2 separate regions of the Mus musculus genome follow, and region 1 is linked to region 2. The links are chromatin loops, found by intact Hi-C in ENCODE. Cell type or tissue: left cerebral cortex. All regions are shown on one strand. Each heading gives the region's core, and the rest is flanking DNA. Links, peaks and the distances in the headings are about the cores only. Region 1 holds the start of Rabggtb (Rab geranylgeranyl transferase, b subunit). Region 2 holds the start of St6galnac3 (ST6 (alpha-N-acetyl-neuraminyl-2,3-beta-galactosyl-1,3)-N-acetylgalactosaminide alpha-2,6-sialyltransferase 3).

Region 1 (4,388 bases), core at 70-4,069, 190 kb after region 2:
TCTTAGTCTCCAAGTGCTAACCTCAGGTGAATTAACCAAAAGCAGTATTGATGCCTACTGTTTACTAAGCATCAATTATTGCATTCTACAAATGAAGTCTATGAATACGGAAAGATAAATGACGCTAAAGATGGGAACCAAATGAAGCATTACCTCACAAGCATTTATTCAGGTGAAGGCCTCACTGGCGTGCTGCCAAACCAAACCCAAAAGAACCAGGTGCACAGTTGGCAAGAAGGCCACACATTTGGGCCTATGATTCCCACTAACTGAAAAGTTGTAAAGACAGTCAAATGCCACGCTCTCTAAGACAGAGAGCTGCTGCACAAATACTTTTACCCAAATGACTCCTCCTTGGAGGGTCCCCCCACAGCTTGGGCCTTCTCAAACTCAGCCACCCCTGCTTGCTGCTGGCAACCTCCCCGGCCATTTCCCCAGGCACACCATTACATCAAGTTTAGGTAAAACCTTTTCAAGGTCTCAGCGTAATTCTAGAGCTAAAGTGTTATGACACATCAGCGAATTCAGATAATACATGCCAACACATCATTGACCTTCAAGGTTTTACCCCAGACAGAAATGAGCAAACCCCTTCTACCTGCAGCCCTGCACTTCCGCCCTTTATGTACCAGCACATGACTGATGTGGTCAAATACCAACCTCTGATATACAAGGTACACCTATAATACATTTTAAATCAGGCCTCTCAATTAGTATTATACAAGTAAGTATTATACTTATTGCTGTTAGTCTTAGAAACCTTTCAACAGAAAAAAGAATCATACGCACATAATCATCTTTCTTTGAGCCATAGGAAGCAATATAATCGGCATGCTTCTCCAGCAACAGGGTGTCAGGCGCATCTGACTTGATAGTAACGTCTTTCTGCTGTGTGCCCTTCCAAGAAAAAAGCAGAGATCCCATTCACCATCCGGAAATCGTGACATCTCAGACTCACACATAGCCAGATCTCAGTACTTTTTTTCTTTCAGGTCTCAGAGTAATTCTAGAGCTAAAGTGGTTTATAATCAACTTTAGATTCAGAATACATGCCAGCTCATCATTGACCCGAATCTTGACGCTTATCTTTTGAGTTATGCCAGAAATACACACTCTTGCTTAACAAGTTTGAGGCTTCAGCGCACCTTTCTACAGTCTTCACATGCTAACCCCTTTGCTAAATAATCAGACCCATTAGCTCCAAATTCCACCTTCGATTCTAAGACTCACCCAATAAGTAGGTCAAAGCGATTGCCAAAATAAATTTCCTACTTTATTCAGAGTCTCGGCTATGAAGCCCTGTCTGGTCTGGAACTCCCTGTGTAGACCAGGCCACCTGCTTCTGCCTCACTTCTTTAATCCAAGAGTGTTAGGATTAAAAGGCGTGGGCCAAGGCCGACTTCCTTCCATCCCAGTTAAAATGTTTAACTATGAAACAACATTCGTAAATGATCATGTAACCTTCAAAATACAGGCACGTACAAGTCCCCGATGTTAAGAAAAAATATCAGGCGGCCCAATCCAGGAAGGCTCGCCCACGGTCCGCGGATAAGATCCCAGGCCTCGAGAAGTGCAGAAAACGCTGAGCCATACACAGCTCAAGCGGCAGTCCAAGTATGGCCTAAGGAGGCCGAGGCAGGGGCATTGCGGAGAGCTCCAGGCCAGCCTGGGCCCCACAAGAATGATCGCCTTGCAGGCCCGCCTGTTCCCCATGCTGTGCGAGCCCGCGATGCCCCGCAGCCCGACCCACCGCCCAGACCACCCCTGCCTCCGCGCACCGCAGCGACGGTGCTCTCACCATGTCCGACCGCCGAAAGACTGAAGCGCGCGGGAGCACGGGGAGTCAGGGCCCGCGCGCCTGCGCACACGCGCCCGCCCGGCCGCCCACGCCCTACGTAGCTGGCCACGCTCTGCCCGAAGGACCCCGCGGCCGCGATTTAGCCGGTCGCACACCTGCCTGAAGGACTCCGCGGTCACGATGCAGCCGGCTACGAGTCTGCCTGAAGGACCCCATGTCGCTCAGTTTGCAAAGAGCTTTCCTTAGCATTCAAGGAGCCTGGACATTGATGTCAACCACAGCGTTCAAACCCGGAGTGCTAGTGCAGACCTGTTATCCCAGCACTGGGAAAGCGGAGGCAGGAGGATCAGTGATCCAAATCCTCAGCTGTGTAGGCACTTGGAAGCCAACCTGAGCTCGAGTCCCTATCCCCAATACCCTCGAAGATTGATCAGTTATAGAGTGTCTGTTACCCAGCTAATCAAAAAGCGCCACATATATTGCTATGGAAAGATCCTTGAAAGACACCAGGTGAAAATACATGCTTCGTTTTGATCCCAGAAATCATTAAAATAAGGTTAATTTTTCCACTCTGTGCTGGTAAATTAATATGGTTTAACCTCTTCATTTTTAACCTTTTTTTAAAGTCCTGGGCCTTGAACTCACAACTGAAAATGCTAGGCATGCGATCTCCCCCGCCCAGTTTGCCTCTTCAAAGAATAAAGTATGCCTCCCCACCCTAAAGAACTATAGCTGCAATGCAACTAACTAGTTATAAGTTCATTTATCACTCTAAAGCCAAGATGTCAGATACAGCCACGGGAGGGATTGGAATGTGGCCAGTCTAAACTGGAAAATGCTGTAATCGTAAAATACAAATTGTGTGCCACACTTCTCATTTTAAAGTTTGTTGGCTGCCTTCTGAATATCTATGCTTATATTCATTAAAAAAATGCTACTCTTAGCCATATTCAGATAAGCCTTTCTATGCAGAGACTCTTGGCTGCCCAAGGTTCTCAGAAAATACATCTGTTGAGGGCTAACCTCTTTTTAGAGCTTAGTGACTATCATTGAAGAAGGACACAGAAAGAATATAAGAGAAAGTAATCGGAAAAGGCTGAGAAGCCATCTTCTGGGCACAACAGCCACTGCAACCTTGAATTCAGAGTCACTGTGTTTATCTGCACTGGGCTTGCACATGAATGACCCTGACAAGGGTCAGTCATCGATGGGGAAGGGATTCTGGGGCCTTGCCCCTCTCTGCTGACCTAATGGGTACAGACACATATACTGAGAAAGGGGGAGTCATTCTCTTTATATGTGCTTGCTGGCAAGCTGACCAGGCATCGGTGGACTTCTCCAACCCCATGGCCACACAGACAGCCCCAGTTAAACTCAGTGAGTCACAAAATAAAAGACATGAATGTGGGAATGAGGGTTGTAAGGAGGAGAAGAAGCTGATGTGTGGGAGGGAGATAAGAAATGGTAGGGAGCAAGAATAATCAGAATGCATTCTACACATGCATAAAATGGTCAAAGAACAAGGGGGAGAAGCACTGTTGGCTGAAGTGATATTTTAGATATATTGGGTTAAATATATTATAAAATTAATGTAATCTATTTTCACTTTTTAAAATGTGACTTAGGAAAAAAAATTAAAACAATCTGTAGGGCACGCATTATATTGTTACTGTTAAATGGATGTCTACTTTCTCTACCCAGAGAAGTGCCTGTCACTTTGTAAATGGTAGAAAATACCTATAATGCCAGCACCTGTAAAGCTGAGGCAGGAGGATTACAAATTTGATGCCATCCTAGGCTGTTTAGTAAGTCTGAGGCCAGCTTGGGCTACATAGTACAACTCTACCCTCCAAAATAAAAGAGGGAAACGTTTATTGCTATTAAGATTTCTAAAGATCTATTTATTCTTATTTAGTATTGGCAGTTTGTCTGCCTGTGTGTGTGTGTGTGTGTGTGTGTGTGTGTGTGTGTGTGTGTGTTGCCTAAAGAGGGCAGAGAGGATGTAGAGTCCCCCAGATCTGGAATTACACACAGCTGTGAGCTGCCACGTGGATGCTAGAACTGATCTTAGCCATGGCACCACCTCTCCAGCCCATAGTTAGAACAGTTTTAATTAAGGTTCATGCTGTGAACTGTTGGAACTATAGTCCTAGCTCACTAGCGTTTAGGATAGAGGCAGTGTCTAGCTGGCCTTAACGTGTTGACTGTATCATGGAGCAGTGTTCATTTCATCAATGAATGGCATTGATTTTATCAACTGTAGGACACAGTTGATTGCAAAGATGAGAAATGAGGAGAGAGTAGCCAGTGTCTATTAATTTTCCAGACTTCCGGGATAATTACTATGATAAAATGTGTATTTCTGAATCAGTGAAATAGAATAAGTATGGAGCGGTTTCTGAAGTAGCAAATTTAAAGCTCTACTTTGGGACGAGGACCAGATAGCTCATTCTCTGCTAGTGTGAGACCCTGGGTCCATTCATTCTCTGCCAGTGTGAGACCCTGGGTCCATTCCCCAGCTCTTAAAGGAAAAGGCACTGGAGAAACTGTCCCTGATTTCTGATTTCTTTACCCCATCATTTTTCATTCA
Region 2 (4,347 bases), core at 1-4,000:
TCACTCTGTCCTTAACTTGGAGTTTAGGAAACTCAAGACTCTTTCCCTTAAAAGTGGAGTTGCAAACAAGCACTGTGGCCCTTCAGGGCTTACGAGGGAGCCAAAGTTATATCCTATGGAAAGACTGGGGGTTCAGAATGATGTAACTAACTCATCATTACTAAACATCAGGAAAGCAGTGGCTTTACACACCTGTATCCCTAAGTCCTTCTTGCCCCATCTCCGTAGCAACCTGACAGACTTTGTGTGACTATTTTGATCTTATGTTGAACAACTTAGTATTCAGAGTCGTGTAACTTGTCCAAGGCCACACAGGTGACCGGAGGCGGAGCCAGAATTCTGATGAATTTGCTTAATCTTTATTCATCTTGATTCATGGTTAGGGTTTGAAGGCAAGTAAGGAGGGGCTCCTCTGTGTGAGGGATGACAGGTGAGATCTATGTGTGCCCTTGGATCTGCACTAGAGATGCCTCGAGGGATCTGGGGATATAGCCCTGTGACCAGACAGGACCTTGGCATTTGTAAAAGTCCAATCAGCAGCACCACTCCAGAGCAAGCACACTCACACAGACAGAAGATGCATGACAGGGGAAAAACCAATAGAGGAAGACATGACCAACAACAGGACATGGCAGGCGCCTTGATTTCCTTTTAGCAAATGACACAAATAAATAGAGACGATGTGGTGACCTAGTTCCAGTTCCTGTGAGTTCAAGTTGCATTCTGTGATACCAATGGATTATTTCCTCCTAACTTTGCCACCCTTGGGGAAAAAAAAAGAAAAGAAAAGGCGTGGAAAGTGTTCCAAAACAAACGGCAAGCTCAGGAAAGTCACAATAAGGGTCTGCTGCCTCGCTTCATGAGAGGGAAGGATGACTGGTACAACTTCAACAGCAGCCCAAGACTATATTAAGTGCTACGACACACAAGACTGTTCTGTGTGGCCCTTGGTCACACAGCACCTTCTCGGGGCTGGAAACCGAACACCTTAGTTTTCTCTCCGGGATGGGAAACCTTCATGCTGCTCAAGTTTGGATCCACGGAGTCAGACTGGGCAACTGAATAAGGACAGCGAGGAAAAACCAGAACAGGCTAGGGAGTGAACTTTCTCGGTGAGTTGGAAACAAGTCTTCCCAGAAAAGGTCCTCACCAAGTAGGTCCACGCAAAGCCTTCAAGCCTGTGGCTAAGGAGTCACTAAGAACATGGAATGTACCAAGGCTTGAAAGAACTCAGCAAAATAGGGCTGGACTCTGGGTAGATACTGTCTGTTCACATGTGAGCCTAAGGAAGTCCAACATTCTACCTATGTCCATCTAATGAACTTTTCCAACTTAAGTCCCGGCACCTGGAGCTAGTTCCCCAGAAAACTCATCCCTACAGGGCTACCTGTAGACCTAGAAGTTTATGTGTTCCCGGGAGCAAAGGCTGCGGGCTCTCTGCACCCTCTCCTCCTCCTCTCAAACGCTGTGCCCCTCACCCATGCTGGGCCACTCCTTTTCAGCCCATGGCCCCCCACAGGCCGCGGGCTGCCCTGACCCAAGTCTCGGAGCACCCTCTGCTCCGCCTGCTATACCCATCATTCGGCACGCCGCCGCGCGCTCCCTGCCCAGCTCCTTCCAGACAGGAGCCAGCCGGCAGCAGTGCAGGCAAGGAGTCTGTGCCCAACGCACATTACATAGTCTCCCACCCAGATGCCTTGGCCAAAGGAACAAAAAGGAAGCCGACGCCAGGAAGAGACGGGCGGGCTGAGGATGCGGCGGGACCGCGGCGGGCTCCACGCCTCGGCGCACCCAGCAGGCGGAGCTCGCATGCGGCCCACCGCCGAGCTGTTACCTTGAGGATGCAGGCCATGGCGCTATGGATCGACCCTGTGGCTCGCTGCACCTCGGCCCCGCAGCTGGACCACTCCAGCCCACATTCCCGCAGAGCGAGCCGGGCCGCGGGAGCTGCGCGCTCAGGCCCCACCCCCGAGCCCCGCCACTGGCTGGCGCCACACGAGGCCCCGCCCCTAGTCACGTGCCCTCCGTGCAGCCCGCAACTGCTTGCTACTCCACCGCTGCTACTACTTCACCTTTTTTTCCAAACCCTTCTGCAGATGGAGGTATGTAAAGCCCGGCTTGCAGCAGACCCAGATCTGCTTAACCTGAGGACAGAAGGTGGCCCTTCCAGCTGCACTCGCCCATCAGAGAACCCACAGATGTGCCACTTTCCAAAAAGTTAGCTTTGTTTGGCACCATTCCGATGCAGGCATGGGGCCCATCACAGGATTCTTCGAAAGCAGCTGGAAGTGCCCAGGGCTAGCCCTTGGGCACTGCAGAATTCTGTGGTGTGCGTCTCTTGTTATGATTGATCGTCTGTCAACCTGAAAACACAAACAACTAGAGATGCTGAAAGATTGAACACTCTTGGTCTTCAAAAAAGAAGCCACAATCTTCACACAATGTGACATTGTGCACAGCATGTGTAGCATATGGGCACATAAACATATGCAGCTGTGACTGTTGTATTCTGTTGCAAGTTCGTAAAATGCTTATGTACACAATGTATAAAGATAATGTTCATGTGTGTACACCTATGTACAGAGTATGATGCACAGGACTTTGCTACTCACTACTACTATCTTGGAATTTAGAGAACTCAGTTAAAATTTCAACAACCAAGTTACATATTAGCTTTTCCTCTTAAGTCTGGACATCTAGGAAGGTCCTGACCTCCACCATGAACTGTCCTGTGTTAAAGAGCAGTGCAGATTTACCCAAGAGGTGACATGGGCAAACTGGAACCTGGTCCTCTCTGGGTCCTTAATGGACTCTGTGTGTCCCAAACCAGACCTGCTAAGAGAACAATCATTTCTACAAGAAGAGGTTATGCCCAGAGAGAGGAAAGGTCTGTAGATACACAAATTCCTGCTGTCTAGAAGTCACACAAGTCTTTAAATTACTCCCCAAAACATCTACCTTAAAGTCATCTCCCTCGCAGATTAGCTGGCCTGCACAGCATCAGGGAAAGCATGTGATCTGAGAGTGACCGAGGGTCATGAGATGGCTCCCACACCAACAGACAGGAATTGCTCAGGACATTCAACAGGAGAAATCACAGGGAAGATACTGAAAAGACTAGAGTCCTATTCAAACTGCCTGTTCCCAGGCAAGCTCTGTCTGTCTCCAGGGTGACTAAACTCTTCTCTGTTGCCACTTCCTCCCACCCCTCCCTCTGCCTTCAAGGCACATGTATTTTATAAGTATGGTTTGGTAAAGATCGCATACTTCAAACTGCAGCTTTAATAAATGGTCTTAGCAGGTGTACTGGCTAGTTTCATGTCAACTTGACACAAACTAGACTCGCTGGAGAGACGGGAGACTCAACTGAAAAGCAAATGACTCCAGAAGAAGTAGGCTGTAGGAAAACCTGTAGGGCATGTTCTTATTTAGTGATTTATGTGGAGGGCCAGCCCATTGTGGGTGGGACCACCCCGGGCTGGTGGTCCTGGGTTCTATAAGAAAGCAGACCTAGCAAGCCATGAGGAGCAAGCTAGTAAGCAACACCCCTTCAAGGCATCTGCATCAGCCCCTGCCCCCAGGTTCCTGTCCTCTCCTCAAGTTGCTTTCAGGCATGGTGTTCCATCATAGCAAGAGTAACCTTAAGTGGGACAGCAGGCCAGGAAAACTCAGCACACTTGTTTATTTCTTTGCAGCAGGACACTCATGTCACCAGGTGAACAACTTCTACCAAGTGGCCCCGAAGGTTGTCCCCAAGCTTGGGTTGTCAGGCTTGGGACAAGTGTCTTTGCACACTTGTTATCTCCTAGACCCCACATTCATTCATTCATTCATCCATTCATTCATTCATTCATTCATTCATTCATGTCAGTTTTTATTAATCTGATTAGCTGAAGGGAAAAATCTTTAAGTTTCTATAGGACCTGTCAGCAATAAGAGATTGGTTTCTGTGATCTGTGATCTCAGGACAAGATCCTAAATCACAGTAAAGAGGAAAAGATAAGAGACACATAACACAGTAGAGGCCTTCCCCACCAGGGAGCAAGCTGCTAACAATGAAGAAACATCAGCATACACACAAGGTACCATTGTATGGGTTAAATAGGCTATATTTAGGAATATATGTATATACATATATGCATGTAACAACAATTAGGTTTCAAAAAGAGGTCATGAATTTGAAGAACAGGGAGAAGTATATAGGAAGGTATGGAGGGAGGAAGGAGAAAAGATAAATTTTGCAATTATCATCTCAAAAATATAGAAGTGTCTCTTTCCAAGAAGAAGTAGAGGAGGAAGAGGAGGAGGAAGAGGAGGAAGCAAAGATGGTTTAAGCATCTCTTTCTC

What was found. A loop is a pair of places that touch in the nucleus more often than their neighbours do. Peaks named below come from ENCODE experiments on the same cell type or tissue, not always from the same donor. Only the 100,000 strongest peaks of a DNase experiment are listed, where the experiment ranks them.
Region 1: a loop joins it to region 2, with 15 times the contacts of the local background. A loop is called at or near these places in 1 of 42 quality-filtered maps.

The regions. Positions count from the first base shown.
Region 1 is chr3:153,911,136-153,915,523 of GRCm38, forward strand. It overlaps Rabggtb (Rab geranylgeranyl transferase, b subunit), which reads right to left and starts at 1,068. Exons shown (of 8, transcript NM_011231.2): 1 at 790-1,068. The coding sequence starts at 924. Gm24494 (a small nucleolar RNA gene) reads right to left here and starts at 555; the gene lies at 475-555. It overlaps Snord45c (small nucleolar RNA, C/D box 45C), which reads right to left and starts at 1,054; the gene lies at 994-1,054. In left cerebral cortex, for the core only: a CTCF peak has its summit at 1,840; DNase peaks (open chromatin) are centred at 358, 1,943 and 2,925; H3K4me3 peaks cover 2,388 bases; H3K27ac peaks cover 2,569 bases.
Region 2 is chr3:153,723,211-153,727,557 of GRCm38, forward strand. It overlaps St6galnac3 (ST6 (alpha-N-acetyl-neuraminyl-2,3-beta-galactosyl-1,3)-N-acetylgalactosaminide alpha-2,6-sialyltransferase 3), which reads right to left and starts at 1,923. Exons shown (of 5, transcript NM_011372.2): 1 at 1,835-1,923. The coding sequence starts at 1,852. In left cerebral cortex, for the core only: a CTCF peak has its summit at 1,797; DNase peaks (open chromatin) are centred at 1,703, 1,970 and 3,179; H3K4me3 peaks cover 1,674 bases; H3K27ac peaks cover 1,190 bases.